Regions from separate parts of the Homo sapiens genome. Here region 2 is linked to region 1. Evidence: read pairs that join two places in POLR2A ChIA-PET (ENCODE). Cell type or tissue: A673. All regions are shown on one strand. Each heading gives the region's core, and the rest is flanking DNA. Links, peaks and the distances in the headings are about the cores only. Region 1 overlaps ST6GAL1 (ST6 beta-galactoside alpha-2,6-sialyltransferase 1). Region 2 has its middle 20 kb from the start of EIF4A2.

The links. ChIA-PET counts read pairs that join two places held together with the same protein. Peaks named below come from ENCODE experiments on the same cell type or tissue, not always from the same donor. Only the 100,000 strongest peaks of a DNase experiment are listed, where the experiment ranks them.
Region 2: POLR2A ChIA-PET joins it to region 1 with 8 read pairs; 2 of 35 experiments call an interaction of 5 or more read pairs at or near these places.

The regions. Positions count from the first base shown.
Region 1 is chr3:187,064,635-187,081,034 of GRCh38, forward strand. It overlaps ST6GAL1 (ST6 beta-galactoside alpha-2,6-sialyltransferase 1), which reads left to right. Exons shown (of 8, transcript NM_173216.2): 6 at 8,215-8,313; 7 at 9,525-9,699; 8 at 10,928-13,919. The coding sequence ends at 11,169. Among named protein-coding and RNA genes, the nearest start is that of RPL39L, 67 kb to the right of the region's middle. RefSeq lists enhancers at 1,000-1,179, 7,474-8,433, 14,695-14,804 and a silencer at 2,127-2,176. In A673, for the core only: no CTCF peak of the experiment used is centred there; a DNase peak (open chromatin) is centred at 8,167; H3K27ac peaks cover 1,043 bases.
Region 2 is chr3:186,755,347-186,771,746 of GRCh38, forward strand. It overlaps the pseudogene PSMD10P2. Among named protein-coding and RNA genes, the nearest start is that of EIF4A2, 20 kb to the right of the region's middle. In A673, for the core only: no CTCF peak of the experiment used is centred there; no DNase peak of the experiment used is centred there.

The DNA of each region.
Region 1 (16,400 bases), core at 4,825-12,824:
CTCACCTCCTGTAAGCAACACTAAGTATCTGGCTGTTCCTTTCGTACTCGAGTCCTGGCCGCTCCATGACAGCACTTGTGGTGGTACTGAACTGTGATGGACACTTTCTATCATTGCCCTTTCTTACCTTGATATCCTAAAAAGCTGGTGGTCTGTCTTCTCTATCTTTTGTCCTGGTCAGTTATCCTAACTATTTTGTGTCTGTTTCTGTGGATTAGTAAACGGGGTCCCCACCCCCACTCCACAAGGAGAACATCTGGCACCCAGAAGTCACTGAGAGAATAGCTGTTGCTTTGGTAGAATTCTGCCTCTGAGTGGCTTGTTCTTTTCCCAGACGGAGAGGTCTCCTGACAGCAGCTCTCTTCTTTTTCTTTTTTTTTTTTTTTGAGACAGAGTTTTGCTCTTGCGCTCAGGCTGGAGTGCAGTGGTGCACTCTCGGCTCCCTGCTCTGCCTCCTGGGTTCAAGTGATTCCCCTGCCTCGGTCTCCCAAGTAGCTGAGATTACAGGCATGCACCACCATGCCCAGCTAATTTTTTGTATTTTTAGTAGAGACAGGGTTTTGCCATGTTTGCCAGACTAGTCTCAAACTCCTGACCTCAGGTGATCCACCTGCCTCAGCCTCCCAAAGTGCTGGGATTACAGGCATGAGCCACTGCGCCTGGCTTTAGCAGCTCTCTTCTAAAGCCATCTGGACCCACATTTGTTCAGCTCCCCTCCCTTGGCCATGATGAAGGCATGCAAAACAAAAAAGGCACTTTTCTTATTGAGAAGGTGGCTTTTTATAGAGAATGGTGTCATACTGTTAGGTTTCAGGCCAGCAGACCTAGTCAGGCATGTGACACTTCTGTGCCAGGTGTGGCTATGAGAGTCAACAGGAAAAATGATATATGTAAATGGACAGGTCTTTAAATAAATGCAGTTTTGACTATAAGAGTAAGAAGGTTTCTGTGAGACTCAACTCAGTACCTCCTGTACCCTGTGGGCCTGAGAGAGGAGACAATGGGACAAGAAGACCCAGTGGCTTCCTTGGAAGCTTTTGTGCTAGCTGGAGAGAGAAGACCTACTTCCTATATGCCTAGCAACAGTCCACACTGACTGGACTGCAACCAGGACATTTCCAGATTACTCAGTGGGGCTTATCTTGAAATAATAGTTGATGCCATTTGTTAAATATATTATATATACCATCTAAGGGTCTTACATGCCTTCTCTCATTTGATCTTCATGGCAAACCCTGTGAGGTATGACCACCAACCACCATTTTACCTCAGAACTCAGGCTCCCAGAGTTTAAGTTGCTCACAGGAGCCCAGAAAGTAAGCGACAGAGGTGGGATTTGGTTCTAGGTGTTTGCCACCAGCACTTTAAATCACCAAAGCTTTCTGGAAGCTCCAACTTTTCTTCTCAAGATACTGAAAGACAGGTATCTGGATGGGTTGGCAGGGCGGGTGGGAGGTGGGCGAGATTTCCATCAACAACGGGTCTAAAACCAGCGATGGTGAGCTGGGTGATTTTGATGGAACCCCTGCCATACAGTCTATTAATATCATAATTGGAGCTAAAATTTAATCATGATGGCAATCATGAGTTCTGGGGCTTCTTGATTTGGGCCAGCAGACACAGTCTCAGTCACTAGTTCTCCGAATCAGAGAAAGGATGCCTTCAGGCTGTGTCTTCACATGGCTTTTCCTCTGTGCGTGGTGGAAAGAGAGAGCTCTGCGGGTCTCTTCTTGTTGTAAGGACACTGGCCCCATTGGATTAGGGCCCCACCACATGACACATTTAATCCTAATTACCTCCCTCACAGCCCTATTTCCAAACAGGGTATTAGTCACATTAGGGATTAGGGCTTCAACATAGGAATTCTGGGGGCACACAATTCAGTCTATAACAGAGGGAAAACAGATTTGAGAAGAAAAAAGTCCAAAATATGCACAGTGGTAATATCTGAAGATGTGCGTGCGTGCGTGTGTGTGTGTGTGTGTGTGTGTGTGTGTTTCTATTCTTGCATTTTCTAACTGTCCCCAGTGAGTATTTGTTACTTTCTAACTGAGAAGGTTACTTTAAACAGTGTCTTGAGCAGCAGCACTCCATGCCCTGGTGTAGCCTTTTCCTGGCAGATGTTCCCCAGGGCTCTGCTGCTCTGCCAATGACTTATTCTCAGCATGAACTCCTCCCCTGCCCCCTAAGAGGATCTCCAAACCCAGGTCACACTCCCCCTGCAGGTAAGTACAGGCGTTTGAGAACAGCTTTATTCTTCCAGGAACAGCTGGTCCCCTCAGCAGGGCCTTACAAGGTGGTTATGTCTAAATAAGGCACCTGAGGCCAGGAGATGTGACATGGTCCATCTAATACCATGGAGTGAGTTAGACACAGAGCAGGACTGGAACCCATGCTTCCAATTCCCCATCCAGTTTTAAGGCAATCTTCTTTTCTTTCTTTCTTTCTTTTTTTTTTTTTTTTTTTTTTTTTTGGAGACAGAGTCTCTGTCACCCAGGCTGGAGTGCAGTGGTGCGATCTTGGCTCACTGCAACCTCTGCCTCCGGGGTTCAAGCGATTCTCCTGCCTCAGCCTTCTGAGTAGCTGAGATTTCAGGTGCCCGCCACCACGCCTGGCTAATTTTTGTATTTTTAGTAGAGACGAGGTTTTACTATGTTGGCCAGGGTGATCTCGAACTCCTGACCTCAAGTGATCTGCCCACCTCAGCTTCCCAAAGTGCTGGGATTACAGGTGTGAGCCACTGCACCTGGCAAGGCAACCTTTTTTTTTTTTTTTTTTTTTGGTAGAAAATCTTTGAACTTCATATAGATGGTGTTAATGTGGGTGAGTTCAGAGCCATGTGTAAAGTTCCAGGAGGGGAGTGCTTGCTGGCTTCTCCCTTATCCCTCAACCAGATCCCAGCCCCAGCCACTTTCTGTTTCTCTTCTCTGGATAAAACTATCATTCATCTTCACCTGTTTCTATTTTCATGGATTACTGTCTCATTCATCTCAAGTAGCTCAAGTGAATGGCTGTTTTTCCATTGGATACAGGAAGACTGAGGGTGACCTGACCCTCATGGTGTGCTTGCTTATTTGAATGTCTGATGGTTTTATGGGTGTAGTCCTGCTGGAGCAGAAAGAATATCTGTTAGGAGCCTGCCTCTGGGCTCTGGTTCTAACTGTGCCACAAACTCATCGTAGCCTTAGACAATTCTCTTGTCTCTCTGGGCCTCAGTTTACCCATCTGGAAAATGATGGGTCTGAATTTAATACCTTGAGTATCATCCAGCTGTGACATACTACAACTCAGGCAAGAAGCAAATTCTCCTGACACTCCATACTCCTATCCAGTGTTCTCTGACGTCCTTCCCCAAGAGCTGTGGTACCCTACCCTGCCCACATTATGTGAGGCATTATAGCACATAGGTTAGAAGTGTGGTCTCTGGGCCGGGTGTGGTGGCTCATGCCTGTAATCCCAACACTTTGGGAGGCCGAGGCAGGTGGATCACGAGGTCAGGAGATCAAGACCATCCTGGCTAACACAGTGAAACCCCATCTCTACTAAAAATACAAAAAATTAGCTGGGTGTGGTGGCACATGTCTGTCGTACCAGCTACTTGGGAGGCTGAGGCAGGAGAATCACTTGAACCTGGGTGGCGGAGGTTGCAGTGAGCCAAGATCGTGCCACTGCACTCCAGCCTGGGCAACAGAGCGAGACTCCATCTCAAAAAAAAAAAAAAAAAAGAAGTGTGGTCTCTGGAGCTAGACCTAAGAATCCAATTCAGACTCTCTTACTTACTGACTGTGTAATTTGGACAAGTTACTTAGCATTTAGCATCTCTATTTCTTTAATCATAAAATGAACATATTAACACTTACTTCCTAGGGCTGTTGTGAAGATAAACTGAGTTGAGGTATGACAGTACCTAGCATGTAGTAAGCATCATTAAATGGTGTCTGTTGTTTTCACATATTGTAAAGAAGAAAGCTTCGTGCATCTCTTGGAATTTCTGAGGACGGTGAAGCCACAGCTGGGAAAGTCTCAGGGAGCCAGGAGTTGCTGGCCTCCTGCTTTGCATACTCAAAATTGCTGGAAAGGGGCTATAGCAGGGGGAGACATTTTTTAAAAATCCCAGTTATTGCTATTCCTCATGAGTATGTATATATCACCTGGCATCAGTACTCTGCATAGAAAGAAGCATAGCTAAAGAAAAGACACTTTGCTTTTAATATAACAGCTGTTTTCAGGGGAATAGGGTGGATGAGGATAGGGAGTACTGGCCCTCTGTCCTCAGGCCTCCCTGTCACCAGCTCAGTCACGTCTATCTTACAAATCCCCATCTAGCAGGAAGCCTGCTCTGCCCTTGGACTATAGACCTGAAGGGCTGTTGTTAAGTTACAACGTTCCCAGTGGAAGGAGGACAGTACTTAAAAGTTACAAGATGTGGGTTCTGTTCTTAGTTCTTATGGCCTGTCAGCCAGGGAACTCCTGGCCAGTAGTCTCATCCTTGAACTTCTTCTTTTTTTTTTTTTTTCTCAAGACGGAGTCTCGCTCTGTCGCCAGGCTAGAGTGCAGTGGCACGATCTTGGCTCACTGCAACCTCTGCCTCCTGAGTTCAAGCTATTCGCCTGCCTCAGCCTTCCAAGTAGCTGGGATTACAGGTGCTTGCCACCACGCCTGGCTAATTTTTGTATTTTTGGTAGAGACAGGGTTTCGCCATGTTGGCCAGGCTGGTCTTGAACTCCTGACCTCAAGTGAGCCCAGCCCTCATCCTTGAACTTCAAATTTCCACCCCACCTTACTCCCACAGGCATATACCAGTTGTTCCTTTTTCTCTGTTCTTATGCAGGAAATGGCCTGAGGTCCAGGAGTCCCCTTGGTCCCCTTTTTCCCTCACTCTCAACATTCAATTAGTCTTCACATCTACAGCCGACAATTGTAACTTCTTTTCTTTACTCCATTATTTCTTAGGTGACAACAGGAGCTTCTTTGTGGTCTTCTTTTTTCTAAAAACACTAATTCAGAACTCTAGCATGTTTAGATCTTCCTTACTTAAAACCCTTTCCTGGTCCCCATAACCTACTGAAGAAATCCTAAGCTCCCTGGCTTGGCCTCTGTCTACATTTCTCTGATCTCTTCCAGCTCTTTCTCTGTATCCTAGCCATACTGAACTACTTGCAATTCCCAAACAGGGTACACACTGTACTAGTTGTTCCTGCAAGAGACAGGAACACACATCCCCCCACACTAGCTTAACAAAACAAAAAATGCATTTCTCTCTCATGCAAAAGAAGTCCAAAAGTAGACATTCCAAACTTAATATGGTGTTCCAGTGTCAGAATCCAAGTTCTTTCTACTTTGTGGGTTTGCCGTTCTCAGCATATGACTTCCACTTTATGGTCCAAAATGACTGCTCAAGCTCCAGCCATCACATCCACATTTCAGCCAGGAGGAAGAAGGAACAAGGAAAGGCATAACCTTGCCTCTAAGGATAGTTCCTGGAAGCCACACTTGCTTACATTCCATTGGCCAGAATTAGTCACCCAGCCATATTTATCTATAAGAGAGGCTATGAAATTTTTTTATTTCAGGGAGTCTATTTTAGGTTGCCATGTGCAAAAGTAAAAACCAGAGGTGTTGGTGGTCAAGGAAGAAATAGCGAATGGATGCTGGGTAACATCTGGCAGTCTCTGCCACACACTCACACATTCAGGGGTTTGCACGTGGTTCCCCGTGTCTCAGACACCCCCTCTCTCATGCTTACAGTCTCTGCTTGGCATCTTCTTTTTTGCCCCCTAACACTTGCTCTTTTTTTTTTTTTTTTTTTTCGAGATGGAGTCTCACTGTTGCCAGGCTGGAGTGCAGTGGTGCAATCTTGGCTCACGGCAACCTCCGCCTCCTGGGTTCAAGTGATTCTCCTGCCTCAGCCTCCCGAGTAGCTGGGACTACAGGCACCCGCCACCATGCCCGGCTAATGTTTGTATTTTCAGTAGAGACGGGGTTTCACCATGTTGGCCAGGATGGTCTCAATCTCTTGACCTTGTGATCCACCCGCCTCGGCCTCCCAAAGTGCTGGGATTACAGGTGTGAGCCACCGCACCCGGCCCAACACTCGCTCACTTTATGGCCATCCTCATACTACCTCTGTTGTTGCACCATCACAGCGTGTTAACCATTGTTCAATTGTCCACCTTTCCCACTACCCTGTGACCTCCTGGAGGGCAGGGACTGTGTCTTTCCTTTGGCTCCTTAGCACCCAGTATAGCTGCACAATCTCCAGCCAAGGTAGACCGACCACCAATATTTCTTGTCTCAAAGATATATTGAGGAAATGAGAGTATATTCTTCAGGCTTCCAGGAACTTCCTTACATCTGTAGGAAGGTATGGGCATGGGGATAGCTCAGTGATTGTAGAGGCTCGTGGCAGATTGCTTGCTATTCTTTGGGTTGCACACAGGCCGTCTCTCTTGCCATAGTTTTTTCCAGATACTGCAGTGACATTGATTAGGTCTCAGCCTTGGCGATGTAGACTGAGGTGGAGAGGGATTATTGTCATGATTCTTGCTTTCGTTTCAGTCAGTTCTTGATTTGATTTCTGCCATTTATTCCTCTCAATTTTTACCTGGGCAACATCATCTCCCGCCTGCTTTTTAAGGTGAATGTTGACAGCTGATTTCATATATTAATTCTGGCTTTCTTAAGAGGGACATGGCTCCCTTCATTCTTAAGCCTTTGGGGCTACTTTTCTTTCTCATTCACTCATGATCTCCATTTGATCCGCAAGACAGCTCATATTTGAGAGAGCAGAGCAAATGTGTTATTCCCATTTCACCGATCAGAAAATGAGGGCCGGCCGGGCGCGGTGGCTCATGCCTGTAATCCCAGCACTTTGGGAGGCTGAGGTGGGCGGATCACGAGGTCAGGAGATCGAGACCATCCTGGCTAACAAGGTGAAACCCCGTCTCTACTAAAAATACAAAAAAACCCCCAAAAAATTAGCCGGGCGTGGTGGCGGGCGTCTGTAGTCCCAACTGCTTGGAGGCTGAGGCAGGAGAATGGCGTGAACCCGGGAGGCGGAGCCTGCAGTGAGCCGAGATCACGCCACTGCACTCCAGCCTGGGCGACACAGGCTGTGTCGCCTTTTTTTGAGACTCCGCCTCAAAAAAAAAAAAAAAAAAAGAAAAAGAAAATGAGGGCCTAGTAAGATTACTCTTATTTGCTCAAGATCATAGGAAAGTTAGTGGCAAAGCCAAGAGTTGATCCTGGATCCTTTTGTATCCAAGACCAGTATCTTTTGCAAATACTTTTCTTTATTTTGATAAATAATTAACATTTACATGCATTATTTTCCCCCAGAATTTGAATTTTTTCTTAGGATAGATTCCTAAACATGGAAGTATTGAGTCAAAGAGTATAAATGTGCTTTAAAAAAAATGCTCTTAATACATTTTGCAGAATTCTTCAAGCAAGGTTGTCACACTCATGTTTAAGGCAGGTATAACTACCCATGTGCAGGCCAGCCCAGGAGCCAGTGTGGTGGGGAGAGGCCATAACCAGCCATTGCTGGTTCCCTCAGCCAGCAGAGGCACACATGAGCTTCTCACCAGCCCGGTGAGGGTCTCCTGTTGGGAGGTGTGCATTTTTGCATGCACTCTGGCCTCTGCACACAAACTGAATATTTCATCTGGTGCTCAACCACAAGCACAGCCATCTGTTCCGTGTTGGAACAGATGTGTTGGACTGTGTTGGCTGTGTTGGACTGTGTTGGCTGTGTTGGACTTCGTGAGAGAGCCTATGTCAGTCTCCATCAGGATGTGTATGTAGTGTACTGGACTCTCTAGGTGATTGAAAGGATTCCAGAGATAATTTTGATTATATGAGTCCCTGACTTCAGACTCCACTCTTGTGACCACCACACAAGCTGTGACTCCAGGAGGCTGGGATGCCGTGCTATTTTCACTGTACCCTTGCCCCCGTAATCTCAAAGCCTGACTGGATGGAACCCTTTCTATTCTATGGCTAGTGGCTTGTGATAAATGTCCTTTCAGGTCAACACAGTGCAGGCTGGTATCTTTACCTTTCTTTCACCGAAGTTAAGTGCTGCACCAGAACTTAGAAGCCTCATGGGGCTCTGGGGCCTCAGGCTGTACCTTGTGCTATGTCAGCTATTACTTCATGTCAAACATTTGCATATGAATGTTCAAGCGACAGCTTATCTCTTTCTTCCTGCAGTTGGTTACCACAGAGAAGCGCTTCCTCAAAGACAGTTTGTACAATGAAGGAATCCTAATTGTATGGGACCCATCTGTATACCACTCAGATATCCCAAAGGTAAGTGGGTGTCCGTGGGAAATAGGGGTTGAGTTTCCTGTCTGTCTACAGATTTTCCTGATTTCCTAGGTTTTTAAAGTCATGGCTGACATTGGCTATTCCTAAAGGCTGGGTATTTGAGTTTTAGGGTACCCCATTTCATCTGGACTAGCAGATTCAGAAGTATTCCTGTCCTATACCAGCTACTCTCTTTGCCGTGCCAGCACTGCCAGGTATTGTCTCCCAGTTATAGTATTTACTGGGATAGTGGCTGGAGTTCCCAGCATCTGGGGTAGATTGTTCATTAATGCAATTATTCGTGATGAGCATCAGCAGAACTCGAGAGTAGTTGCCGTTACTCCTGTAAATAATATTAGCACACTTTTATTTCACACTTCCAATATCCAGAATTCTTCCCATTTCACTCTCATAACAATTTAAGGAGATAGATGGAAGTGTGGTTGTTCCCATTTTACAGATGGGGAAATTGAAATGTGGAGAATGAAAGTCCCCCATTCCAGGACTTGATTTACTAAGCAGAAGGCGCAGATCTGCAACAGCAGCTCTTTCCGGGGAAGGAGACATGAGTGGCAGGCCTGCTGGATTCTAACCTCTCTGGAATAGTCCTCTCACTGTTAATGCATGTCAGTTGACCTCTCCCTGATGCAGGCTGCTGTGGCCTCAGGAGCATGGCCTGAGAAGGGCAGAGAGCACTAATCTTGGGACACTTAACTCTTAAGTTGGATCTACCAATGCCTGACAGGCTCTGGCGACCCCTGGCACCCTCACTATCTGACTTTCAACAGTTTTGCACTGATCTCACTTAGAACTCAAATTTGCCTAGGTCAGGACAAGGACTCTGAACCCATAGATGTCCTATGCTCTAGTTTTCTCCCCTTTAAAAATGAGAGATGGGGCCAGATGGTACGTGGGGCTCTTTTCAGCTCTGAGAGTGTTCCCGGACTCTGATCCTGAAGCCTGAAGCTGATCTTGGGTCGCCAAGCTCAACTCTCCCCCAAAGCACAGGCTATAGGCTAGGCCCCACCCTGCTATCCAGTGAAACCTGCGGCTGGAAGAGAAACCTGTAGTCTGCTGCAAGAAAAGGGCTGTGCCTCAGGAGCAACACTTGTTGATCCTTTCCCCTCCCCATGTCCACTGATGAAGATGACTCCTGGGGGGAGCAGCTCACTGGCCCATTTCTCCCTTGAGAGGACCACTTCTTTCTTTTTCAGTGGTACCAGAATCCGGATTATAATTTCTTTAACAACTACAAGACTTATCGTAAGCTGCACCCCAATCAGCCCTTTTACATCCTCAAGCCCCAGATGCCTTGGGAGCTATGGGACATTCTTCAAGAAATCTCCCCAGAAGAGATTCAGCCAAACCCCCCATCCTCTGGGATGCTTGGTGAGTTCATGTCGGGGAAAAGACCTTGCATGTTTGTTTCTAGAAGAGATGAGCTTTTTTTCTGGGGTCTCATTCAGTCATTCGTTTGTTCATTTGTTCACTAAACAATTGCTAGGATTCTGCTCTGCTTGTAGACCATGCCAAGTTCTATCTAAAATACAGAGGGAAATCAGATAGAATCCTTTTTCCTGAGGGCATCTATTGGGGAGGTCAATCAGATGTCTGAGGCAATATTCAATTTGTGCCAGAAGGGAGAGACAACCTGGTGTCATAGGAGAGAGGACACCTTCTAGCTGGACAGTTGCTTATAGCCTCATGGAGGAAGTAGTGTTCGGTAGGCTTTGGAGAGGGGAGAATTTGGCAGAGGAAGATGGAGGGAAGGGAAGCTATGAACAGGGGAGGGAGGTGGGAAAATGAGGAGCGGGGCTGCACCTCAGACGAGGGGAGCAAGGCACTTTTCTCAGGTGTACAATTTAAGGGCGTACCCCTTAAAAACTCAGTCATCAAGATAAATAATATTTCACTACAGTATCTTCAGAAAACACAATTAATGTAAAAATTATGATGAGTGAAATATCAAGTATTTAAATAAAGATAGGATCAGTAACAGTGCTGTGCAGAGTTTATTGGAACAATGCTGGCCAGGGGCCCCCTTCTTGGATTTTCTCTACATCTCATCATTCAGACTGTGGAGTGCTCCTGTTCCAGCTGTCCCTTTGCCCAGCTAAGGGAAGAAAAGTCTTCCCTCCCCAACACTGTTTCATGCAAATGCTATAAGGAAAAATCTGCTCCCAAATAGCACCATCCAAGAGGTTCTGCAGGATGTCACAGTGCTAGAAAGTGCTAACTACACATGATGCCACTGTCTCCTCAATCAGCTCAGTAATCTTGTCCTCTTTCTCCAAATAAATTATTCCATGGATACATTCATTGGCTGATTGATGGAGTCATTTAATCTACTAGCATTTAGGGAGGATCTATTATTCACCAGGCCCTGGCCTAGGTGCTGGGGATTCAAAGGTGTATAACCCTCACACAGCCCTGCATCCTAAGGAACACTGCTGGGCTTGGCTTGCTGAAACTTAGATTGGGAATCACAGTCATAAATAGAAACTCCAGAGGGAAAGCTCTCCAAATTTGGGGTCATGAGCTGCTGAACCCACTGGGCAGAGCTCTGGGGTGCTGGGGTGGGTTGTCAGGCATGACTCACCTCTGCTCCCCTCTCCAGGTATCATCATCATGATGACGCTGTGTGACCAGGTGGATATTTATGAGTTCCTCCCATCCAAGCGCAAGACTGACGTGTGCTACTACTACCAGAAGTTCTTCGATAGTGCCTGCACGATGGGTGCCTACCACCCGCTGCTCTATGAGAAGAATTTGGTGAAGCATCTCAACCAGGGCACAGATGAGGACATCTACCTGCTTGGAAAAGCCACACTGCCTGGCTTCCGGACCATTCACTGCTAAGCACAGGCTCCTCACTCTTCTCCATCAGGCATTAAATGAATGGTCTCTTGGCCACCCCAGCCTGGGAAGAACATTTTCCTGAACAATTCCAGCCTGCTCCTTTTACTCTAGGGGCCTCTGTCAGCAAGACCATGGGGACTTCAAGAGCCTGTGGTCAGGAAATCAGGTCCAGCCTTCCCTGTAGCCAGACAGTTTATGAGCCCAGAGCCTCCTGCCACACACATGCACACATATCTAGCATTCTTTCCAGACAGCATCCTCCCCGCCTTCCACCTTGGTAGATGCAAGGTCTATCTCTCCCATCAGGGCTGCCAAAGCTGGGCTTTGTTTTTCCCAGCAGAATGATGCCATTCTCACAAACCAATGCTCTATATTGCTTGAAGTCTGCATCTAAATATTGATTTCACGTTTTAAAGAAATTCTCTTAAATTACAATTGTGCCCAATGCAGGGTGGCTCTGGGGGGCAAGTAGGTGGTACAGGGGATTGGAAACATGCTCCGCGCCTCCAGAGAAAAGTTGCTCCCGAGGTCCATGCCCCTGGAACGTGTTCCTATCACTCTGGCTGGTTGGGCTGGTCCTTAGACTGGGTGCTTATGATTAAAGGGTCTTGGTTAGCCCACTTTCCCTCTCCATGTGGAGATGGAAGGTAGAGAAGGATACAGTGTCTATCCTCAAGTTGCTACGGTTCAGTGAGAGAGGCAGACATCTGAACAGGCAGGTAGGATTCAGTGTGCTCAGTGCACTGGGGATTTGGAGAGAGATGGGCTTGCTCTCTCTGTGCACCCAGGAGGGCCACGCACTTAAAACTGTGTTTGTGGATCAGAGAAGGCTTTATAGCACAGGGGGCATTCAGATGAGTCTTAGAGGAAGAGAAGAAACATGGCAAGCAGATTACATCTGAGCCGTTTGAATTGTGTTTTTCTTTCTTCCCATGTTTATTTTCTAAGATCTACCTGAACTTAGAGACTCAAGATATTTTTTTAGGAAACCTCCTACCCATGTCTGAGGTAGCAAGTGCAGCCTCACGACAGATACCAGGCAATCCAGAGCCACAAAACGTGATTCCTCCAGGCTCTGCCTGGCCTGACCCTGTCCTGTCAGCTGGGTTTACATACCAGTCCCATTCTTCCTTTTCAATACCTACCCCCAAATCTTCTCCTAACCACCATCTGTTTTTTTTTTTTAAAGCATTTTTTGCTTTAAAAGCATCCTGACCCCAATTTCTTTGAGCTCACGGGCCTTTTGCTGAAGGTCTCTCAGGGTGTAGTGGTGTGGCTCTCTGGACTTAACGTCACTCTCAGAGGTCAGAACCTTGGAGATCAGAACTGATTCTCACCAGGTGTGAGAGGTGTGGTAGCAGATTGCAATGCTCTGCACCTCTTCCTTGCAAGTGAGCAACTTCAGGCTCTCTGGGCAGAGGCTGGCCCACTGTAGTTTGCAGACATGCTCTCCAGATGGTTTTACTAAGTCCCCTCTCCCTGATAGGGAATCCTGCTGGACCAGCGCAGCCCTGGTGTGGAGAGGTTAAAAGACTTGCACAGGATCACCAAGTCATGCTGTAGAGCCAGGATTCCTAGACCCAGGGCTCTGCACTCTCAAGGCTGGCCCCATGTGCTCAAGGGGATCTAATGTTTGGGCTCCAAACTAACCATCTCGGAGCTGGGCTCCTCATTTACTGCCAAACCCTCAGCTTATGTAGCTAGAAAGGGCCCTGGAGTGAGAAAGCCTGGATTTTCAAATTGATGCTCCCCTACTGACTAGCTGTGCCACTCTGGGCAAATGCTCTTCCTTGAGCCTGTTTCCACACCTGTAAAGTGGGGATGATGATCCTATCTCACTGCTTTTGTGAGGATTACAGGAAAGCACCTGTCCTGGCTCTGTACCTGGCACGTAGTAGGTGCTCAGTTCATGCTGGTTTCCTTCCTGCCTTTAGTAGGGACCTGCTCTGTGCTCACACCTCGGCTGCATGCACCCTGCTGTGACGGAGGCTAGTGTGGAAGAGGTCCTGTCCTCAGGGAATTAACTGTCTTATTGGGAGACAACAACTGTCCTCCTTGGAACACCCAAGAAACCATGCAAAGCAGTGGACAACACAGAACACGCCCTCCTCCTCGCTGCCTGCAGCTCCAATCTGATTCTGCTTGGGAATGGGCGGAGCACGTGGGCTGCTTAACTGCTGTATAGGACAAGCCCCTTACCCCTCTCTGGGCCCATGAATTCCTGGCTTGGTTTATGTTCTGATTTGACACACTGATTTTAATCTTCGAATCATGACACTGAGTGCAGAGGAGGTGGCATTCCGACAGCAGGACATACATGTTGGTGTGAAGACTGGGACGACACTGGGTAGAATCTAGTTTTTAATTATTATTAATATAAAGGATCAAATTAATTTAAATATGATTCTGAAGTCTACAGAACTTTTAGTTCTGTGCTGTCTATGTGGACACTTTGGTAAAATGCAAATTATGATATGGACGTTATCATTGGTCTGGTGAGATGTTTCATATTTGTGACAGTTAATTTAAAAATTATGAGTTAATGCTGCCTGTGTCTATGGGGTTCTGTCTTCTTTGATAGCCATCTATTCATCTGGATCATGGGACCCTCTCTAATCCTTCCACCAATCAAATAAGCTATTGCTATTGGTTTGGAGTTGAGATATCAGTCTCGGAAACTTCTGAAAAATGCTAATAATTACCCAAGGATTATGTCAAATTTTAAAATAAATGTGTGTGTGTTTCTTTAAGCTGCTTCTCTCTTCTTATTTGCTAAATGAACAACTGCTGATTGCCAACTTTTATCTCCAAAGAGGACACAACTGAGATCCTGAACCCCCCAGTCCTTACCCACTGGCTCCTCTAGCCTTAGACTTACTCCTCAGTACTCCAGGAAAAGAAATGTGAACTTTACTGGAAGGATCACCTCTTTGAAATATTCACTGGTTTACTGATTTTTTTATTTTTATTTTTTGTTCTTGCCTGGATTCACATAACTAACCTGTTGCATCAAAGAAGAGATGGAGTCGGGCAGAAAGCAGAACATAAGGAAGATCCTTCCCTCGGTTTCCAAAACTCTAAAATCCTTAAATGAATGATGTCTTAAAAGGATTTAAAATGTTTGGACACAAATCTTGAGAAGGAGCATGAGTTAGGGGAGAGAGGATAATTCCTTTCTCCTGTGAACTGCCCACCCCCTTGTTACAGGTTGAATTGTGTCCCCCCAAGATTTGGATGTCTGAAGTCCTAACCCCCAGTACCTCAGATTATGACCTTATTTGGAAATAGGGTCATTGCAGATGTAATTAGTGACGATGATGAGGTCATATTGGAATAGGTTGGGCCCCTACTCCAATATGACTTGTGTCCTTTTGAAATGTGGAAATTTGGAGACAGGCATGCACACAGGGAGAATACCATGAAGGCTGAGCCCACAGAGATACCAAGCACCTGCAACCTCCACTCCCACCCGACTAGTAGGGTTCTCACTGACAAAGCCCGACTTTCAGTGTCTTAGATACTGTTCTTAGAAAGTGCTTCATGGCCTGGCAGTGTGCTGAACCCATACCAGTGCCTGGCCTCTAGAGCCATGAGCAAGATGGGGAGAAAGGACACACAGGACTCAGAGACTGCCACCTCCTTTCTAGTCCCAGGTCCTTGTCCTCTGGATGTCCTTGGTTTCCACTTCCTTCATGACCCCCGGCGCAGCCCTCTGGGATGTGTTGTAATGTGACAGAAAGTGGCTCTAACACCGCTTTCCACTCTCACTTAGGCCAGGAACACTCGCTCAGGAATCTCATGCTATGGGATGGGATAATGGCATCAGCTCAGGAGAGAGGAAAAGGCCTTCTCAGTACCCCTGAAATCCCACCACCCAAAGCATTGATGTCCCCATCCAGGTGTTCTCAGGATTAATCAGAAAACAAGTTTATAATGGGAAGAGGAATTCTCTTTGACCCAGTGAATACACATTAAACAGCCATCATGTGCCTGGCACTGGGAACAGGATGAAAACCCACAGCACCTGCCTCCCAAGGAAATGGAGGGCCACAGGAATGGGCCTGCCCTGCCTGTGGATAGGTATTATCATACTAATGTGAGATTAGTGGTGTTATTTTCTGGAAAGCTAAACCTGGATAACACTGCTATTGTTAGGCACACATCCATAACTACTTAGAAGAAAAATAGTATGCAAATGCCAAATATGAAGACGTGATAATACAAGGTAAAGTAAAATAATGGTGTTATAGAGGAGATAGTCATTTTAACGGGGAGATTTGGGGAGTCTTGAGGATGGGCAAGATTCTTTTTTCTTTAAGTAAAATGCAACTTCTGATTATGAAAGTAATACATATTCAGTGTCAAAAGAACAGAAAATTTTAAAAAGAGAAAAAGAATCATCTTCCACATCCATGATCCAAAGGTAACCTCTACCAGCAGTTTCCAATCCTACTTTAAAAACAATATTTTTATACAAATAAAAACCCATCTTTTTATTTAAAAAATACATTATAAAAATGCCTGTGGATCATTAAGGACTTTTTGAAAACAGGCTTTGTAATGGTTGAATGATATTCTATCATAAGGATGGGTTACAGTTTACACACAACTTGTTCCTAGAGTTGAGCATGCAGTTTATTTACATTTGTTTTCTCCAAAATACCAAATATATAAGCACATGTTCTCATCTCTGATTGTATCCTGAGGTGAAAAGTGGGTTCATGGGGTGGGCTGGGTACTATTTTCCCCTCAGGAATTGTGGCTGGGAGACTCCGAATCATATTGGGGGAACTTCTGGAACAGTCTTACAGAATTAGAAACAGACAGACCAGGGGTGAAACCGAAGGCAGCATTATAGGATTGCTGGGAACTCTGTTACTTTCTCTGGTTAATTATTTTGCTATTTTTTGGTGTTGTTTCTCCATACAAATTAGTCATAAGGACCTCCAATATGAAGATCTGTATTCGTTATATATGGCTAACAAATGACTTCAAAATTTAGTAGCTTAAAACAAAAGTATATTAGTTTGCTAAAGCTGCCATTACAAAATGCCACCGACCGTGTGGCTTAAGCAACAGAAATTTGTTTTCTCGCAGATCTGGAGGCTGGAAGTCCAAAGTCAAATCGTCATCAGGATTGGTTTCTCCCGAGGCCTCTCTTGTTGGTTTGCAGATGGCCACCCGCTTCCTGTGTCCTCATACGGCTTCTCCTCTGTACACATGATCCCTGG
Region 2 (16,400 bases), core at 4,440-12,439, 310 kb before region 1:
CCTGTTGTCAGGACGTCCTGAGGCTGTGTCACGGGTGCATCCTTAACCTTGGCAAAATAAACTTTCTAAATTGATCGAGGCCTGTCTCAGATACCTTTTGGCTTATAGTAGTCAGAGTCAACTTATATCCTTACTGGTCTTCACTTTCCTCCTCATTTGATATATCTGCAGATAGTCCTTTTCCCTTGCAAGCTCAGCTATGAATTTAAAATAATTTGTGTTCACCATGTTCAGTGGCTCACATCTGTAATCCCAGCAACTCAGGAGGCTGAGACAGGAGGATTGCTTGAGATGAGGAATTCAAGACCAGCCTAGGCAATATAGCAAGATCCCCATTTCTTAAAAAATTAGCCAGGTGTGGTGGCACATGCCTGTAGTCCTAGCTACTCAGGAGACTAAGGTGAGACTATAGCTTGAGCCCAGGAGTTTGAGGCTGTGGTGAGCTACGATTGCACCACTGCACTCCAACCTGGGCAACAGGCCGAGACCCTATCTCTGAAAAAGAAAAATTGTGTCATAATTTATCTAGTATTTGTGAATGTTATCAGGTCATATGAATTCACTACACATAGCCTTAATTCCACATTTTCTCTTTAACCCACACTAATCAAGCTTTCATCCCTACCACTGAATTTGTTCTAGTCAACATTACCAATAGCATCCATCTTGCAAATCCAGTGGTCATTTCTTAGTAGTCATATTAATCTTTCGTCAGCATTTACACCTTCAAGAAATCCCTCCTTGAAACTCCATATTCTCTTGGTTTGTCGCACTCTCTTCTTTTTCCTACCTCTCCTCAGTCTTCTCTGCGGACTCATACTCCTTTGCTGATCTTTAAATGTCGAATATGGCTGGGCGCAGTGGCTCATGCCTGTAATCCTTGCACTTTGGGAGGCCGAGATGGGTGGATCACCTGAGGTCAGGAGTTTGAGACCAGCCTGGACAACATGGTGAAACCCCGTCTCTACTAAAAATACAAAAATTAGCCGGGCATGGTCGTGGGCACCTGTAATCTCAACTACTCGGGAGGCTGAAGCAAGAGAATTGCTTGAACCCGGGAGGCGGAGGTTGCAGTGAGCCAAGACCTTGCCAATGCACTCCAGCCTGGGCAACAAGAGTGAAATTCCATCTCAAAAAAATTAAATAAAAATAAATGTTGAATATTTCTGGACTCAGCCCTCTATTGAGTCTCATAATTCTATGCTCATTCTCTAGGTAATGCCATCCAGTCCAGTGATTTTTAGTGCCATATATATGTCAATGACTCCCATACTGAGATCTTCCAACCTGATTTCTAATGCCCAACCCCTGTTGCAGGCTTATATATACAACTTTATATAACTCCCACTTAACATCCCTGTTTGAATGTCAGGCTTAATATGACCGAAACAGAATTCTCAGTTTGGTGTCAACAATAGTAGCAAAGAGAACAGAGAAGTGAATCACTATGGCATAGCAAAAACCTCTTTATGGGATACTAGGTAGGCTTTTGAGAACACACATGGCCCTTCCCAAGTCTAACAGTATGACACGGAAGAAAACATTTCTCTACATGACCATCAAATGTCAGGTGTACCTTCATGAGGGCCTCAATCCAGAGGTCTTTTTATTCACTATTTTTGGAGAATAAACCTCTAGCCAGAGTGGAGGAGGGAAAGCTGCCTAATTACCTGTGGCAGGGGAAGAAATTCCTGAAGTTCCACTGCGTTTTCAACAGATTTTCAACCAGCGTCCATGTTTTACTCTCACGTCCCCATGTCCAAAGGCACATGGTGCCGCCAGTTCCTTGTCTTTGGGGTCTTTCCGCAGCTTAGATGAGGTTGCTTATCAGCTTTCCTCACTTCCCTTTTAGGACTAAGCTTTCTCCCGTCTGCTAATTTTGTCATCATTTTCCCATTTGCTTTCCAATTTAAGCAACTTTGTGGGCTGTTGTCTCTTTTCCAATTTTCTTTAGTGTTTAAGTACTTTTTTTTTTTTTTTTGAGACAGGGTTTTTCTGTCATCCAGGCTGGAGAGCAGTGGCATGATCTTGACTGACAGCAGCCTCCACCTCTCCGGGCTCAGATGATCTTCCCACCTGCAATACCACACCCAACTCATTTTTTGTATTTTTTTGTAGAGGCAGGGTTTCGTCATGTTGCCTAGGCTAGTTTCAAACTCCTGGGCTCAAGGCATCCGCCTGCCTCAGCCTCCCAAAGTGCCGGGATTACAGATACGAGCCACCGCGCCCAGACTTTAAGTCTTTTTTAATAACACTTTTTACTGTACTTTAGTGAGCTTTCAGGAGAGAGTAGAAGCTAAAGAGCAATCTTCTGATTTTAACCAAAAATCAAGACTGTAATCCATAGAGACGAAATCCCGTTTGAAGAGGAGGGGCAAGGAGAAGCCAAGGTAGGGCCATGGGAGCCCTGGGGAGCCTCAAAATCCACCTAGATCCACACACTATTCAGAGTTCCCTGGGAAGCCCTGAAACCTCAATTCCCACTAATTAGCCGACAGGATTGCCCTGGGGAACTCACATCTCAGTTCACGCCAGCAGAGCACTTAAACAACTATCTTGAATAAATCCTTTAATCTCCGTACAATCCAACACCTTCCAGGCCCTATAAGAACCAAGGGCACTGCAAGGAAAGCAGCCAAAGTTGGAAAATAGGTGTCCCGCAGGCATATTTAGTAATTATGCCTCAGCGTGTACATCCATTCCTAATGATTCCTCACTGTCTACAAACACAACTGAGAGATCAGATAGAGATTGCGTACCTCTATTTTATCAGACTTAGATCTGATTAATCTAAATTCCCATATACTTATAGAAATGCATGCCCTGACTCTGCTTTTGAAACTTGGAACATCACTAGGTTCACTTTCTTTTTTTTTGAAACAGGGTTTCACTCTGTTGCCCAAGGTGGAGTGCAGTGCTGCAATCTCGGTTCACTGCAACCTCCAACTCCCGGATTCAAGCAATTCTTGTACCTCAGCCTCCAGAGTAGCTAGGATTACAAGCGCCTGCCACCACACCTGGCTAACTTTTTTGTATTTTTAGTAGAGCCAGGGCTTCGCTATGTTGGCCAGGCTGGTCTCGAACTCCTGGCCTCCAGTGATCCACCTGCCTCGGACTCCCAAAGTGCTGAGATTATAGGCGTGAGCCACTGCGCCTGGCCTACTTAGTTCACTTTATTTTTTTTAATTTTTTTGAGATGGGGTTCCGCTCTTGTTGCCCAGGCTGGAGTACAATGGCGTGATCTTGGCTCACCGCAACCTCCGCTTCCTGGGTTTAAGCAATTCTCCTGCCTCAGCCTCCTGAGTAGCTGGGATTACAGGCATGTGCCACCATGCCCGGCTAATTTTTTGTATTTTTGGTAGAGACAGTGTTTCTCCATGTTGGTCAGGCTGGTCTTGAACTCCTTACCTCAGGTGATCCGCCCACCTCGGCCTCCCAAAGTGCTGGGATTACAGGCGTGAGTTGCCGTGCCCGGCCATACTTAGTTCACTTTCAGTAGATTTTCCTTTCAATATCTACTTCAGTGAGTCTAACAGATTCAACAGTTAATTCAAAATTCGAGAAGGCAGGAAAATCACGAAGTTCCCGTTGAAGAACTCCAGAGGATCTTTTGCCTTTTACTTATTCTGGAATGAGGGAGTTCAGCCAAGGAGCATCTCCTTTGCTTTCTGCTCCCTGGGAGTTTGCCAGCTGAGTTTATCACAGCACCACCTTGTCCCAAAACTAAGTTTTGAGCTGTGTTCATATTAGAAGCACCCTGGGCCAGGCAGCTTGAGACCAGGAGTTTGAGACCAGCCTGGACAATGTGGCAAAACCCTGTCTCTAGACAAAATACCAAAATTAGCTGGGTGTGGTAGTGCACACCTGTAGTCCCAGCTACTGGGGGTTGAGGGCAGGGGTGCTGAGGCAGGAGGATGGCTTGAGCCCAGGAGGTTGAGGCTACAGTGAACCACGATCATGCCACTGCACTCCAGCCTAGGCCACAGAGTGAGACCCTGTCTTCAAAAACAAAACAAAACAAAAAAGACCGGGCATGGTGGCGTGTGCCTGTAATCCCAACTACTTGGGAGGCTGATGTGGGAGGATCACTTAAGCCCGGAGGGCAGAGGGAACGTCTCAGTAGAAGTTTCGGTGTTTCTTATTATATATAATAAGAGACAGAGCCTTGTGTTAGAAAACAAACAAGCAAAAAACAAAAACAAAAAAAACTTTTTTTCTCTAATGTCTCACTACAACAATCAACACAAAAGACTTCTGTCACCAGACATGTGGAGATGTCCCCTCACACACCAAGCAGAGGACACCAGCTGAGTGTCTTCCAGTTTAATTCAATTCTGACGTTATCATCCTGCATAGCCTCAGAAACCACAGGTTGAGGGCTCAGTCCCGCAAGTCTGCCCCGCCCCTTCTCACCATTCACAAGTCTATGCCTCGGGAATTTCTGACCAACAGGCTTCAGGTTGGGGTTCCCACAAACTCCTCTTTGGGTTTGATTAATTTGCTAAAGTGGCTCACACAACTCAAGGAAACACTTACGTTTACTGGCTTATTATAAAGGATATTTTTAAAAGTATGAATAAACAGATGAAGAGAGAGAGATACATAGATACATAGTGAGAGGTCTGGAAGGGTCCCGAGCCCAGGAACTTCTGTGCCCGAGGAGTTGGTTGAATGAGTTCTTTTTTTTTTCTTTTTTTTTTTTGAGATGGAGTTTTGCTCTTGTTGTCCAGGATGGAGTGCAATGTCACAATCTCGGCTCACTGCAACCTCCGCCTCCCAGGTTCAAGCGATTCTCCTGCCTCAGTCTCCCAAGTAGCTGGGATTTACAGGCGCCCGCCACCACGCCCAGCTAATTTTGTATTTTTAGTAGAGGCGGGGTTTCTCCATGTTGGTCAGGCTGGTCTCGAACCCCCACCTCAGGTGATCCACCCGCCTGGGCCTCCGAAAGTGCTGGGATTACAGGCATGAGCCACGGCGCCTGGCTGTTGAATGAGTTCTTATTCACCTTCCTGTCAGCCTCCATGTGTTCAGGTCTCCAAAACTCCCTGAACCCTGTCCTCTTGGGCCTTTTATGAAGACTTCTTGGACAGGCATGACTGAAGCATGGACAACCATGTTGAAATGTGATTGGACAAAAAGGGAATGATCTAAACCCAGCAAGTCCTGTCTGTTCAGATTCTTCTTGGCTCTTCAGTGCAGCATTCTTACCTCCAGGTAATGAGGCAGAACTTCCTCTGGAATGGAGAGTTTTATGAGTCACAATTAGATTAGAATCCTGCATCAGGCAGGTGAAAGAAGGGCAAGAGAAGGTCAAAGAGAGAGATTCTGTTTACTGTGACATGGGCTATGGGAGTTATGAGTCACGAACCATGGATGAAAACACATATATTGGCCAGGTGCTGTGGCTCATGACTATAATCCCATAGCACTTTGGGAGGCTGAAGTGGTAGGATCACTTGAGCTCAGGAGTTCTAGACCAGCCTGGGTAACATAGTGAGCCCTCATCTCTAAAAATAAATAAATAAAACACACACACACACACACACACACACACACACACACATATAAAAAATAATATCACAAGTTCCTGGGAAAGCAAAATGGAGGTGTTCTTTTTTTTTTTCTTTTTTTTTTTTTTTGAGATGGAGTTTTGCTCTTGTTGTCCAGGATGGAGTGCAATGGCACAATCTCGGCTGACTGCAACCTCCGCCTCCCAGGTTCAAGGTTCAAGCGATTCAGTCTCCCGAGTAGCTGGGATTTACAGGTGTGTCTAACCTAATGGTCTGCAACCTGGCCTACAGAGGAAGCTGGAAGAGTTGAAGGAGAGTATTCTGGCCGATAAATTCCTGTCTAGTAGAACTGACTAGAACAGCAGAACTGCATTGCACTGGGCATGCTCAGCCAGACATGCAGAAATTGTTGAATTTTTGTTGCAACTTGGAGTGCCAGTGAGTGACAAAGGCGATACAGGTTGGTCTCCTCTTCATACTGTGGCTTCCGCTGGGCGGGATGAGATTGTAAAAGCCCTTCTGGGAAAATGTGCTCAAGTAAATGCTGTCAGTCAAAATGGCTGTACTCCCCTACATTATACAGCTTCCAAAAACAGGAATGAGATTGTTGTCAAGTTACTAGAAGGCGGGGTTGATCCACATGCTGAGGACCATTGTGAGGCTACAGCAATGCACCGGGCAGCAGCCAAGGGTAACTTGAAGATGATTCCTATCCTTCTATACTACAGAACATCCACGAACATCCAAGACACTGAGGGTAACACTCCTCTACACTTAGCCTGTGATGAGGAGAGAGTGGAAGAAGGAGCAAGTGTCCCAAGGAGCAAGTATTCACATTGAGAATAAAGAAGAAAAGACACCCCTGCAAGCGGCCAGAGGTTGCCTACGTTTAATACTCAAGTGAATGGTGGAAGGTTAAACAGCTTGGATTTATTCTTACCTTTTTTTTTTTTTTTTTGAGACGGAGTCTCGCTCCATCACCCAGGCTGGAGTGCAATGGTGTGATCTTGGCTCACTGCAACCTCTGCCTCCCGGGTTCAAGCAATTCTCCTGCCTCAGCCCTCTGAGTAGCTGGGATTACAGGCATGTGCCACCATGCCCGGCTACTTTTTGTATTTTCAGTAGAGACGGGCTTTCACCATCTTGGCCAGGCTGGTCTCAAACTCCTGACCTCAAGTGATCCGGCCGCCTTGGCCTCCCAAAGTGCTGGGATTACAGGCATGAGCCACCGTGCCCGGCCCTATTCTTACTTTTTATGTTGTGTTGTTGTTCCCAGTGTCCTGGAAACTAATGTACTTGTGCACAATACATCATCTATGAATGATAAAGTTTTCTCACCTTCAAAGTCGTATAAACATGTTGACCGTTGTTCCTGCTGAGTTACTTGTTCTAAGCTTACAGCTTTGCTTTCCAGGCATCAAATAACTGTTGAGATTGTTCTACTGCTGTCATATATTCTTGTATATTGAATTCTGGTCAATTTTGAATAACTAATTCTGTGGCTGTTGTGAGTTTTCAGCACCCTCCCATGTACCTTATATCCCTTTCTGAAACAGAACCACTCCAATAGAAATAAGCCAGTTGTTCTACCAGATGTTTCTATGTGGATTCTGTAATGTGCCTCCATATAGTTAAAACATCCTAACTTGTTTTTCAAGCTTCCTCAGGCCTATGCCAACATTTCTGGTTTTTTGTTTGTTTGTTTGTTTTTGTTTTGTTTTGTTTTGTTTTTGAGATGGATTTTCACTTTTGTTGCCCAGGCTAGAGTGCAATGGCACGATCTCGGCTCATTGCAACTTCTGCCTCCTGGGTTCAAGCAATTCTCCTGTCTCAGCCTCCTGAGTAGTCAGGATAACAGACGCATGCCACCACGCCTGGCTAATTTTTGTATTTTTAGAAGAGACGGGGTTTCATCACATTGGTCAGGCTGGTCTCGAACTCCTGACCTCAGGTGATCCGCCCGCCTCGGCCTTCCAAAGTGCTGGGATTACAGGTATGAGCCACCGCGCCCAGCCTAAAAATTGTTGTTGTTGTTGTTTGTTTGTTTTTTTTTTTTTTTTTTTTTTGAGACGGAGTCTCGCTCTGTCACCCAGGCAGGAGGGCAGTGGTGCAATCTCGGCTCACTGCAACCTCTGCCTCCCGGGTTCAAGCAATTATCTTGCTCAGCTTCTTGAGTAGCTGGAATTATAGGCACATGCCACCACGCCTGGCTAATTTTTGTATTTTTAGTAGAGAGGGTTTTTCACCACGTTGGTCAGGCTGGTCTTGAACTCCTGACCTGGTGATCTGCCAGCCTCGGCCTCCCAAAGTGCTGGAATTACAGATGTGAGCCACCATGCCCAGCCACATTTCTGTTTTGTTCAGCCATGAGATTTAATTTATTTTTGTGATAGGAGGAACATTTCTTTTTCTTTTTTTTTTTTTTTTTTCAGACAGAGTTTCACTCTTGTCATCCAGGCTGGAGTGCAACGGCATGATCTCAGCTCACTGCAACCTCTGCCTCCTGGGTTCAAGTGATTCTCCTGCCTCATCCTCCTGGGTAGCTGGGACTACAGGCGTGTGCCACCATGCCTGGCTAATTCTCTTTTGTATTTTTAGTAGAGACGGGGTTTCACCATGTTGGCCAGTCTGGTCTTGAACTCCTGACTTCAGGTGATCCACCTGCCTTGGTCTCCCAAAGTGCTGGGATTACAGGAGTGAGCCACCGTGCCCAGACGGACATTTACATATTTTAGTGGACCAAATGTTAAGTTGGAGGGTGTGCTCTGAAATAGTAAACAACAATAGCCCATGTACCCACGTATTTTTGTGATGAGCTGTTTACTCTAAAATAAAATGCATGGCTTTTTAAAAATACCTATATTGAGTCATCTTGTATTGAAAAGAATGTTAAGCTTGTTAAAATGATATGTAACAAAAATGTATTTTGATTTGTATTTCGGAAACTAAAAAATAAGATGTTGAAAGAAAAAAAATCACAAGCCTGATAAGTTGTAATGAAGGTTTTCTTCACCAATCCGTTTCCTTTAATCCTGATATCACCAGACTGTACATATTCCTCACCCCTTCTTCTTATTTATTTTATTCTGTTTTATTGTATTTTGTTTTTTGAGACAGGGTCTCACTCTGTCGCCCAGGCTGGAGTGCAGTGGAGGATAACAAAGTAATGGTGAATACTTTGAAAATTTGAAGTACTTGACATAATAGCTTTCTTACAAAGCATATTAAATGATATTGTAATTTATAGTTTCTTTCATTGAGATCAAGGCTAAGCCCAAAATTTTAAAGGAAAATAAAAATGAAAGGGCACTACCCCTTGACTCTTTTCTCTCTTTAGGGAAGACTCAAAGACCTTCTAGGAGGTAGTATCAGAAAGTACCAGCGACTTAGGCATCACTTCAAGTGTTTCAATGGGGACAGGCAGGAAAGTGGCATAGTGGTGGTTCTAGGAGATATTTTTTCCCCCAAATCCTAGTAGTTAATCAAAAATAATCGTCACCAGCAACAACTGAAAATACTTATGGGGCTAGTCACAGACTTCAGCCGTCCCACTATTTAGAATTTTACATTGAAAACAAGATCTAGCTGGGTGAGGTGGCTCACGCCTGTAATCCCAACACTTTGGGAGGCCGAGGCAGGCAGATCACCTGAGGTCGGGAGTTTGAGACCAGCCTGGCTAACATGGCGAAACTCTGTCTCCACTAAAAATACAAAAAATTAGCCAGGCATGGTGGTGGGTGCCTGTAATCTCAGCTACTTGGGAGGCTGAGGCACGAGAATTGCTTGAACCCGGGAGGTGGAGGTTGCAGTGAGCCGAGATCGTGCCATTGCACTCTAGCCTAGGAGACAGAGCTACGCTCTGTCTCAAAAAAAAAAAAATCTACATTTGCCTCTGCCATGATTTGGCTAATGACTACAGATTCCAGTAGGCTACAATCTGTCAGTACCAGCATATCCCAAACAGTCAGAAGATTTCAGATGGAGTACTTATTTTGGTAGTTATGTGATTATTTTAATCAGCACTGGAAAAAATATAACAAATTTAACCTGTGATTTCACTGAAGCTAAGTAAATGCGAATTGTAACCTATAGTTACAAAAATTTGTTAAGAAAAACTAGGCATCCCAGCACTTTGGGAGGCTGAACTGCGAGGATTGCTTGAGGCCAGGAGTTTGAGACCAGCCTGGGTAACACAGCAAGACCTCATCTCTTAAAAAAAAAAAAAGAAAAAGGAAAAGAAAAATTAGGTAAATATGTCAAAGAGTACTCAGGTATAGCAAAAATTATGAAGCCTGAATAACTGAAGAATGACTGGATTTATACCAAAAAAATAAGGTCTGTAAACTGCTGCTTTGCTTCTGAGTTGACTGCGCCTCAGGCTTAGATGCAGGGACTACATTTAAAGGGCACCCTTACCAACCCATGATATAGGCTCAGCTTTGAATTTGGGCAAACACCATACAAAGTCTACAAATAATATCAGCAGAAGTAACAATACAAAACAATGAATGTGGGAGTAAATAGGAGGAACTATTCTGTCACTCTGAGCTTGGTTCCTTAATGTAGTAGGAGGCGGAGGTTGCAGTGAGCAGAGACGGTGACAGTGCACTCCAGCCTGGGTAACAGAGTGAGACCCCGTCTCAAAAAAAAAAAAAAAAAATCTTGAGATGGAGAGATTATCTTGGATTATTCAGGTGGGCCCATTGGAATCACAAAGTCCTTATAAGAGGGAGGCAGGACATTGGTAGACCGAGGCAGGCGGATCATGAGGTCAGGAGATTGAGACCAGCCCGGCTAACACGGAGAAACCCCGTCTCTACTAAAAATACAAAAAATTAGCCGGGAGTGGTGGTGGGTGCCTGTAGTCCTGGCTACTTGGGAAGCTGAGGCAGGAGAATGGCGTGAACCCAGGAGGCGGAGCTTGCAGTGAGCCGAGATCGCACCACTGCACTCCAGCCTGGGCGACAGAGCGAGATTCTGTCTCCAAAAAAAAAAAAAAAGAGGAAGGCAGGAGGGTCAGAGTCAAAGAAGGTGTGACAATGATGAAAGGAGAGGTCAGAGTGATGTGGCTATGAGCCAAGGAATGTAGGCAGTCTCCAGATAATGAAAAAGGCCTGCCCTGGAGCCTCCAGAAGGAACACATCTCTGCCTACTGCTTGATTTTAGCTCTGTGAGACCCATTTCAGATTTTTGATTTTTTTTTTAACTAAATATCCAGACTTCAAGGAGACCATTTCAGATTTTTAACCTCCAGAGCTGTAAGATACTAAATTTGCGGCCAGGCGCAGTGGCTCATGCCTGTAATCCCAGCACTTTGGGAGGCTGAGGCGGGTGGATCACCTGAGGTCAGGAGTTTGAGACTAGCCTGACCAACATGGTGAAACCCCGTCTCTACTAAAAATACAAAAATTAGCTGGCCGTGCTGGCGGGCACCTGTAATCCCAGCTACTTGGGAGGCTGAGGCAGAAGAATCGCTTGAACCAGGAAGGCAGAGGTTGCAGTGAGCTGAGATCACGCCACTGCACTCCAGCCTGGGCGACAGAGTAAAACTCCATCTCAAAAAAAAAAAACGATACTAAATTTGTGTTGTTTTTAAGTCACTAACTTGGCAGTTTTAGTTACAGCAGCAACAGAAAACTAATACAAGCACCAAGGCACTGGGCTTTATATTGTGGGAGATACAAAGATTAATAAAACATAATCTACCCTCTCAAGGTGGATACAATTTAGTAGAAGAGATGAAACACATTACTAAATATGCTAGAACATATCATAAAAGCAGCAGAAAGAATGGCTATGGGAGTCCAAAGGAAAGAAACCACTCTGTTTCTAGGGTTATTCATACTGGAGGAGGAGGTGTTTGAGCTGATCTTAAAAGGATAATGCAGATTTTCTTTTTCTTTTTGGAGACATGGTCTCGCTCTGTCACCCAAGCCAAAGTGCAGTGGCGCGATCTCAGCTCACTGCAGCCTCTACCTCCTGGGCTCAAGTTATCCACCCAGATCTCGGCTCACTGCAGCCTCTGCCTCCTGGGCTCAAGTTATACACCCACCTCACCCTCCTGAGAAGTTTGGACTACAAGCGTGAGCCACTGCACACCGCACCCAGGCGGGATAAGTAAAATTTTTTTTTTTTTTTAGATGGAGTCTCTGTCGCCCAGGCTGGAGCACAGTGGTGCCATCTCAGCTCACCGCAACCCCCGCCTCCTGGGTTCAAGCAATTCTCCTGCCTCAGCCTCCTGAGTAGCTGGAACTACAGGCACGCGCCACCATGCCAAGCTAATTTTTTTTGTATTTTTAGTAGAGACGGGGTTTCACCATGTTGGCCAGGATGGTCTCGATCTCTTGACCTAGTGATCCACCCGCCTCGGCCTCCCAAATTGCTGGGATTACACGCGAGAGCCACCGTGCCCTGCCAGGATAAGTAAATTTTTAGAGATGAATAAAAAAAGGTGGAGAAAGTGGCACACTTTTACAAATTAAATCACAATATAAGGCATTTTTAAATAAACCTATTATTAGTCATTTGATAAAGGAAATACTCCCATAATAAAAAACAATCATGCCCTAACATATCTTTTGTTTTAAGGAAGACGCAGGCCGGGCGTGGTGGCTCACGCCTGTAATCCCAGCACTTTGGGAGGCTGAGGCGGGCGGATCACAAGGTCAAGAGATCAAGACCATCCTGGCCAACATGGTGAAACCCTGTCTCTATTAAAAGTACCAAAAAAATTAGCTGGGGGTAGTGGCGCACGCCTGTAATCCCAGCTACTCGGGAGGCTGAGGCAGGAGAATCGCTTGAACCTGGGAGGCAGAGGTTGCAGTGAGCCAGGATTGTGCCACTGCACTCCAGCCTGGCGACAAAGCAAGACTCCATCTCAAAAAATAAAAATAAAAATAAAAAATAAGGAAGACACAATTAGATTTGCTCGAACCTAAATAATGACAGCATTGTAATTATAGTTTTAAAAATTATAAATGTCACTGGGTCCAGTGGCTCATGCCTGTAATCCCAGCACTTTGGGAGGCTGAGGTGAGAGGATTACTTGAAGCCAAGAGTTCAAGACCAACCTGGGTGACAGAGCAAGGCCCTATCTCTACAAAAATAAAAATTAAAAAATCACTGGGCATGGTGGCACCTGCCTGTAGTCCCAGCTACTTGGGAAGCTATGGTGGAAGGATGGTTTGAGCCCAGGAATTTGAGGTTGCAGTGAGCTATGATTGAGCCACTGTACTTCAGCCTGGCAACAGAGGGCGACCCCATCTAAAAAAAAAAAAAAAAAAAAATTATAGTTCTAATATATGCTCATGGTACTAAAAAAACATAAACTGAACAGTAGTGTGTCAAGCAAAAAGTAAGTTTTCTGGCCTGGTGCGGTGGCTCACATCTGTAATCTCAGCATTTTGGGAGGCCAAGTGGGGGCGGCTCACCTGAGGTCAGGAGTTCAAGACCAGCCTGGCTAACATTGTGAAACCCTGTCTCTACTAAAAATACAAAAATCAGCCAGGCATGGTGGCACATGCTTGTAATTCCAGCTACTTGGGAGGCTGAGGCAGGAGAATAGCTGGAACCTGGGAGGCAGAGATTGCAGTGAGCCAAGAGCGTGCCAATGCACTCCAACCTGAGTGACAGAGTGAGTCTGCCTCAAAAAAAAGTAAGGTTTTCCTGTCTGTTTCCCATTTGCACTCCCTATTAGAGGAAATCACTATTTCCTTCTAGAAAAGTTTGATTGAAATAATTATGTATAATACATGTTTCTCTGCATAAACCTACGCATGTACCCATCCATTTTTTTTTTAAATATAGAGATGGGGTCTTACTATGTTGCCCAGGCTGGTCTCAAACTCCTGAGCTGAAGCAATCCTCCCACCTCGGCCTCTCAAAGTGCTGGGATTATAGATGTGAGCCACCATGACCTGCTTATCCATCCATTTTTTAAATTATTACTATTTTTGAGACAAAGTCTAGCTCTGTCTCCCAGGCTGAACTGTAGTGGCACAATCTCGGCTCACTGCATCCTCCGCCTCCCGGGTTCAAGCGATTCTCCTACCTCAGCCTCCTGAGTAGCTGGGATTACAGGTGTGTGCCACCATGTCCGGCTCATTTTTGTATTTTTAGTAGAGACAGGGTTTTGCCATGTTAACAGGCTGGTCTCGAATTCCTGAGCTCAGGTGATCCACCTGCCTCAGCCTCCCAAAGTGCTGGGATTATAGGCGTGAGCCACTGCACCCGGCTTACCCCTCCATTTTTTCACACAAAGGACCTTGCAAAATATAATGATCTTTGAGAAGTTACAATATATAAACATCTTTGCATATTGGTACACAGAGATCTAGAGACTTCATTGTTATTGTTATTTTTCACTAATGTCATTTTGTTACAGGAAGGGGGTCCCGATCCAGACCCCAAGAGAGGATTCTTGGATCTCGCACAAGAAAGATTTCAGGGTGAGTTCACAGTGCAAAGTAGAAGCAAGTTCATTAAGAAAGTAAAGTAGTGAAAGTACAGCTATTCCATAGACAGAGTAGAACGTTCCCGAAAGTAACAGGAAGAACGCATCCACCCTAGGTACAATACTTGTATATATAGAATAAAAAAAGATCATGGGAAGATGTGCTGTGCTCAAGGGTTTGTGATAAAGGATTAATTTTCTTAATTACTGTATTTTGCAAGAATCGATATTATTATCTTTAAAGCAAAATTAGGAATGCCTTTGTTCTCAAGATATTGGGATATCAGGACACTCCCAAGTCTGGGTCTGTTTAGTAAACATTATCAATTTGTTCCCTTACTAAACATCTAGAGGCTAGGAATACCTTTCTGGTACAGCAGCCCAGCAAGTTCCAGCTTCATTTTCCTAGCCCTCACTCAAGATGGAGTCTGTCTGGTTAGAACGCCTCTGGCAATTCTATTGTACCAGTATTCACTCTAGGAGGCCATATTACATTTAACAATCATTCTCTCTCTTTATTTTATTTTGTTGGAGACAGAGACTCACTCTGTCACCCAGGCTGGAGTGCAGTGGCACAATCACAGCTTACTGCAGCCTCGGACTCCTGGATTCAATCAATCCTCCCACCTCGGCTTCCCGAGAAGCTGGGACTACAGGCGTGCACTACTATACCCAGATAATTTATTTTTAAATTTTTATTTCTTAACTTTTATTTATTATTTATTATTATTATTTTTTTGAGATGGAGTCTTGCTCTGTCGCCCAGGCTGGAGTGCAGTGGTGTAATCTCAGCTCCCTGCAAACTCCCCCTCCTGGGTTCAAGTGACTCTCCTGCCTCAGCCTCCCAAGTAGGTGGAATTACAGGTGCACATCACCATGCCCAGCTAATTTTTATATTTTTTAACCCCTGACAATCACTACTGTTTTCTATTTCTATAATTTTGTCTTTTCAAAAATGTTATATCTTGCAGGAGGTAACTATTTATTTATTTATTTGAGACAGATGTTTACATATTGTAAATGCTCAAAGATCATTATATTTTGCAAGAGACCAGGTTTCACCATGTTGGCCAGGCTGGTCTCAAACTCCTGACCTCAGGTGATCCACCTGCCTCAGCCTCCAAAAGCGTTGGGATTACAGGTGTGAGCCACTGGGCCTGGCCCATGTTGCCCTTTAATAGCCACAGTTCATCTGTCTCCTGCCCCCATTCTCTCCTTAACCCCTGACAACCACTTGTGTTTTCTGTTTCTATAATTTTGTCTTTTCAAAAATGTTATATCATGCAGGAGGTAACTATTTATTTATTTATTTATTTATTCATTTATTTGAGACAGAGTCTCACTCTATCACCCGGCTGGAGTGCAGTGGTATGATCTCAGCTCACTGCAACCTCCACCTCCTGGGTTCAAGCAATTCTCCTGCCTCAGCCTCCCGAGTAGCTGGGATTACAGTCATGCGCCACCATGCCCAGCTAATTTTTGTATTTTTAGTAGAAATGGGCTTTCCCCATGTTGGCCAGGCTGGTCTCGAACTCTTGACCTCAAGTGATCCACCTGCCTAGGCCTCCCAAAGTGCTGGGATTACAGGCGTGAGCCACCGCGCCTGGCCAAGGGGTAGCTTTTTAGCATTGATTTAAAATTCAGCATAATAATCTGGAGATTCATACAGGTTGTGATATGTAATAATAAATAGACCCTTTCTTTTTATTACCAAGTAGTATTCCACAGTATGAATATATCACAGTTTACCCATTCATCCATTGAAAGACATCTGGATTGTTTTCAGTTTCTGCCTATTATAAATAAAGCTGCTCTGAACATTCATATCAGAGTCTTTGTGTGAACATAAGTCTTCATTTCTCTCAGCTAAATGCCCAAGAGTGAAATTGCTGGATCACATGGTATGGTGGTGGTTACCTGTTTAGCTTTTTAAGAAACTATTGCTGCAACCAGGCGTAGTGGCTCACGCCTGTAATCCCAGCACTTTGGGAGGCCAAGGCGGGCGGATCACCTGAGGTCAGGAGTTTGAGACCAGCCTGGCCAACATGGTGAAACTCGTCTCTAATAAAAATACAAAAATTAGTCAGGCATGGTGGCGGGTTCCTGTAATCCCAGCTTCTCGGGAGGCTGAGGCAGGAGAATCTCTTGAGCCTGGGAGTCAGAGGTTGCAGTGAGCCGAGACCATGAAACTGCACTCCAGCCTGGGTGAAAGAGCGAGACTCCGTATCAAAAAAAAAAAGAAAGAAAAGAAAAGAAACTACTACTGCTTTCCAGGTGGCTACACCTCACTTTACATTTCCATCAGCAGAGGATGAGAGATCCAGTTTCTCTGCATACTTGTCAGAATTTGTTGTTGTCACTTTGTTATTTTAGCCATTCTAATTAGGTGTACAACGATATTTCATTGTGGTTTTTATTTGCATTTCTCAAATGGCTAA